2 separate regions of the Homo sapiens genome follow, and region 2 is linked to region 1. A link is an interaction called in ENCODE POLR2A ChIA-PET data of the cell type or tissue named here. Cell type or tissue: Panc1. All regions are shown on one strand.

Region 1 (2,500 bases):
CCCTCTCACCTCTATCAACCCTGGTCTCAGTAACCATCCAGTCTGCCATCTACGCTGGAGTATGAGTTGGCTGGAAGCACCAACCCTGGGGACACCAGGGTATAACTGTACTCTCTCAGCATGGAGGGAAAGGATCCAACCTTGTAAAAGGACATTTAGGCATCAGGTAAGGAAAGGATGTATTTCCAGGGGGAGGGAGTGGAGGGTAAAGGACAGGAGTGTCACCGAGCCCTGAAATCATGCCTGTCACTTTCTGGTGACTTTGCCAACAAGCAAGGTGATCCCTGATTGCTCAAACTTAACTTCTTCAATTTTGTGCCATGGTGATTAGCATGGGGTGCACTAGAATCCAGGACTCTGGAGACCCAGGCCCGGGTGCATTTTCTGCGTCTTAGATGACACAGACTGACTGAGACCATGAGAAGAGACAGGCTTTTCGGCCCAGATCAGAAAGTTCCTGGGGAAGATACCTAGGATACAATCCATCCAGGACGGAGGGTTGGGGGTAGGTGTTCAGGAGCTGATTCCCTTCTAGAATGATTGGGAAGGCACATACCAAGTTGTAACAAGGTGGCCTGGCTCTTTTCCTGGTCTTGGAATGTGGGGATGTCGCGGGGGAAGGGCTTGGGAGACTGATCTACATTTCAAAAGTAAAAAAGCCCCTTGCGTGGCTGACCCCTGCAAAGCTTGTTACTCCCTGCAAGACCTGGAGGGTCTGCAGCTCGGAGTCTGGAAGGTAGTGACAGTGACACTGCCATGTGATCAGAGGCCGGATCCCCACCTTTCATCCCAGATCAGCCATCTGGGTCATCTGCTCTTTAGAAACAAGCTCCTTGCTGCTTTGCAAGTTACCACAGGCCGGGAAAGAACTGCAGGAAGTGAGGCTGTGCCTGGGCTGCGGCCTGGGCTGCAGTGGGAAGAGCTGACTCAGCACAGAGTGGGGAGGGCAAAGGAAATCCCACATCTGTGTCCTGCGGCAAAGCCACCACGAGCACAGACAGGCTTGCGGCACCAGTCCTCTCCCGTTGCACGCCACACAGCGCTTTCCATGCATTAACTGCTTGCGATGTCACCAAACCATGATCAACCCATTTGACAGATGATGCTACAGAGCCTGGAGTCCGTGTGACTGGGCCAGATGGCACAGCTCACAAACACACAGGTGGAGCCGCTCTGGAGTGTCTTGGCTCCACAAGTCCTGTCTGCCCAGCTGTCTCTGGGTGACTCAGCACTCCTCACTGTTCCACACACTTCTTACTGTTCTTCAAACATATACCGGTGGTCCGACTAAGGTTACTGTTCTTGCTGTCCCCCCAAGCCTGGCACCCCTGGGCCCTGATGATCCAAACCTACTCAGTGGAGATGTCACCTCTGCAAAGAAGCCCTTTGTGACCATCTAATTTCAGATGCCTTGAGCTGTAGCACCTGCCACATGACCTGGTTATTTTTCCTTCTGGCACTCATCACTCTTGGAAATTGCTCATCTATTTGTCTTCTGACTCCCACACTGGAAGGTAAACTTCCTGAGAACCACAACCAGGCCTACTTTGTTCTCAGTCATATCACCAGTGACCACAGCTGGCACACAGTATGTGTTCAATAAATATCTGTGATAGAAAGGAATGAATGTAGCTATTCCACGCTGTGTTCAGAGTCAGCTGCTGACAGCAGGCCCTGAAAACTGCCCGTCCAGATTACAGAGTAGGAGACTGATTTTTGGGGATGGGAAGCAGTAATTACATCAAGAGAAGACAAAATACCTCCAGTGGAGGTTGGAGGAAAGCTGTGTTTAAGATGGCACACGGTGCCTCTCAGGCCTATAATCTTGTTGACCTTTTTAAACCCCAGAATTACCAACAGACCCTATTTTTCCTTCTCCATCACATAGTTTGGCTTTTCCTGACATCCCAGGTCACCTGTGGGACCCAGAAACTTCTCAACCTCTCTTCCTTGGGGGTTGCAGTCTGGTGAAATCTCTGAGCCACAACCTCCCTCATAGCATCCAGGGCCCTTCAGGAAGGGCTTTCTCAGCTGGTGCCTGGTGGAGACACACACAGACACCTATAGCCCAGGGAGCGGGCCACGGACCAGCTCTAGTTAAAGACATCCCTTCCCCCTGCTTCCTTCTATGCTGGAACAAATACCGGATCTTCTGCACAGGGCTCTGGGGGCTGGGAGAGGAAGGCCCCGGAGAACATGCTTGCAATTCACCCAGCACCCTCTGCACTGTGGCTCCAAACTGCCTCTTCATTACAGGGCCGTTACGTAAACTGGCGAGTCAGTACAAAAGAAGCAAGCATGCCTGCTGACTAAAAATATACCTCTAAGCTCATAAGGTCACAAGGCTGTCTGCAGGCTGGCAACGCCTACCTTGATTATGGTTATAGATTCACTTTTCTCCCTAAGCAATCTCACTTCTCCAGGACTCATCAACCTGGGGATATGGATAGCGATGCATGGGACTAACTCAGCTATTAGGATGAAGGGCTTTCTGGAAGCC
Region 2 (2,500 bases), 92 kb after region 1:
CGGCAGCGAGTGGTGGGGCCAGGATATCCCAATGCTCAGCCAAGGGATACGGCACACAGGTGCTCTGGGACAACACAGCCTCCCAGGTGCACCCCTCATCCCCAGGTGGTGCTGCCTGGACTCACTGGTTATTTTCTCTCTCACCAAGCCAGCTCTGATGGGGAAGAAGTGGCACTCACAGATGTGGGTGTCAGAGACCAGGGTGAGAATCCCAGCCCTGCCACAGAATTACTCTGAGTAGAATGATACGAACCCTCCGAGCTTCAATTTCCCCATCTATAAAATGGGAATAAAAACACCTACCTAACCGCATGGGGTTGTTATGAGGTTCAAGTAAAATCGCCTCTAAAGGCATCTTCTGCATTGCCTGGCACATAGTAGGTGCTTGTATGTTAGTTCTCCCCCTTCTTATGGGGTCTGGACAGCCTTGCTGGACTCTGACCGGCACCATGCACACAGCAGGGGCTCAGTCTCTGCGGCTGATATGGTGACTTGCCTGGGGGTTACCCAGAGGCACAAGAGGGATCCTCATGTGACCCCCATCCCCTTCACAGCTAGGCTCCTGACCTTCCATTCACCTGCCCACCTGTGACTGGCTGCACTACAGGCAGCAGAAGCCCGGGCCAGGCAGGAAGTAGCACGCTGCTCTGGGAATCCGCCTCTGGAAGCCCTGATCACTCTATTGGGCGCTTCCATTATTTTTGGCAATTGTCATGGCAGAGAACACCTCTGGCCCTCACTCAGAACCTATTTCCAAAGCCAGAATCTCCACCTCATTTCCCACACACACCCCTTGTCCTTCCTGTCCCCTGGGTCCCTATCCTAATCTACTATCCCTTTCCTGGATTCTCAGAACTCGAGAGGAGTAAGTGGGACTACCATGTGTATAACTCTATTATTTGTTTCATTTTGTTTAATTAAGAGGTAAAAGAGAACACAGTTGCCCATTAGACTTTTTCTGGCCAAGAAATAGTCTGGTCAGTGACTCAGGCTGAGGCAATTAGAAGGCAATTTACAGGGAACTGCTGTGCAAACCCAAAGTCAGAAGTCCTAACAACACTTCCCTAATTCATAGCCTCCACGGTCAGTTAACTCATGCTGGCCCCGGAATATCTCTTTGGAAAATGCAGCAGCTGGGGCTTGTATTTCTGGGCTGGAATCGGTCTCCTCTGACATCAAATAGGTTTATTTTTCCCTTCTCTTCCCTTCCCCTCTGCCTGCCACCACACATGGTAATTTCTACCCTGGTTTGCCCCCCAAAAGCCCTCACTCAGCTCAACACAGGGTTGCGATAAATGGCTGGCTGTGCTCCCTGTTCCAACAGCCTTGAAGGGTGTGGTTGGTTGTTCCATGAGCAGGGAGCCTTGTCAGACCCGTGAATCACCCCTCGATCACTTCCCTCCCCAGAGAAGAAACCGTTCCCATGCTTGTGCATGTGTAAGAGAGACAGAGGGACAGAGAGAGCAGGCAAGAGTGTTAACCCATGTGTGGTGCTGACCTTGGGGCTAGGATCCTATTTGACCTTGCCCTTACCCAGAGCAACCTCTTTCCTTCTCTCCTAACCTCTGTTTCTTCCCAGCTTACCAGAAAGCCACCACCAGATCCCAATGCTCAGCTCCAGGAACCCCTCCAGGTCTGAACAGCTGCTCTGTGTTTATCTGTTCCTCTTGGAGGCTGGGTGTTTTCCATGGGGCGTGTAACCCACTTCCCCATCAGACTGTGAAAAGCTGGGCCGTCCTTCTTGCCTCAGTCTTTCCTTTTCTCTCAGATTGACCGATTGGGTCCTAAATCACCTGCAGTGCCTTGGTGATCAGGAACAGCAGATGGCAACTAGTATATGGTGCATGTCCATGGTGAGGTCAGGCACTGGGTAGACACTACCCCAAATTATCTCAGGCCAACTTCCCAAGAGCCCTGTGAAGTTACAGGTGAGGAGACTGAGGCTCAGAGTGACAGCCCAAGGTTGCACAACTAGGAAGTGCCACAGGTAGGATTCAAGCACTGATCTGCCCAACACCATACTCATTCCATAATGGAACTGGCCCTGAAAAAGACCCTTGCAGGCTGTGGCTGCACATTCTCATTCCTGTGGGGCTGGAGTCACAATCTAAGGGCTGAGAAAAAAAAAAAAAAAGAAGGGCACAGAAATGAATGAGTTTGGGGCCAATTCCTAAGCATGTAGCTCCCAGGACCAAGAATAAAATCTGGGATGATCTAAACAGAGGAAGAATATATTATGTCCACAAGGTCAACCCTTAATTTATTACCCTAAGCATTACTGGGGACCAGATACCAGCCTGAAGTTGCTCTACTCCTCCTGCCTCACAGTGACCCGCCTGCGTTGCCCACCATGAACTCACCTGCAGGGCACATGGTAGATGTCTCTACAGTGAGGCAGTCCTAAAGACAACCCTGTACTGCTCTGTCACCATGGAACAGGGCTGAGCCTGGCCTTCCTGCCCGGATTCTAATTGAAGAGAAGGGCCCCACCTTATATCCA

The links. Peaks named below come from ENCODE experiments on the same cell type or tissue, not always from the same donor. Only the 100,000 strongest peaks of a DNase experiment are listed, where the experiment ranks them.
Region 2: POLR2A ChIA-PET joins it to region 1 with 15 read pairs; 9 of 35 experiments call an interaction of 5 or more read pairs at or near these places.

What each region holds. Positions count from the first base shown.
Region 1 is chr10:103,756,983-103,759,482 of GRCh38, forward strand. The region is part of intron 3 of SH3PXD2A (SH3 and PX domains 2A); the gene reads right to left. Among named protein-coding and RNA genes, the nearest start is that of SH3PXD2A-AS1, 11 kb to the left of the region's middle. RefSeq lists an enhancer at 1-258 and a silencer at 2,389-2,500. In Panc1, no CTCF peak of the experiment used is centred here; DNase peaks (open chromatin) are centred at 1,459 and 2,349; H3K4me3 peaks cover 681 bases; H3K27ac peaks cover 2,500 bases.
Region 2 is chr10:103,849,030-103,851,529 of GRCh38, forward strand. All of the region lies in intron 1 of SH3PXD2A (SH3 and PX domains 2A), which reads right to left. Among named protein-coding and RNA genes, the nearest start is that of SH3PXD2A, 5.3 kb to the right of the region's middle. In Panc1, no CTCF peak of the experiment used is centred here; DNase peaks (open chromatin) are centred at 1,030 and 1,362; H3K4me3 peaks cover 874 bases; H3K27ac peaks cover 1,653 bases.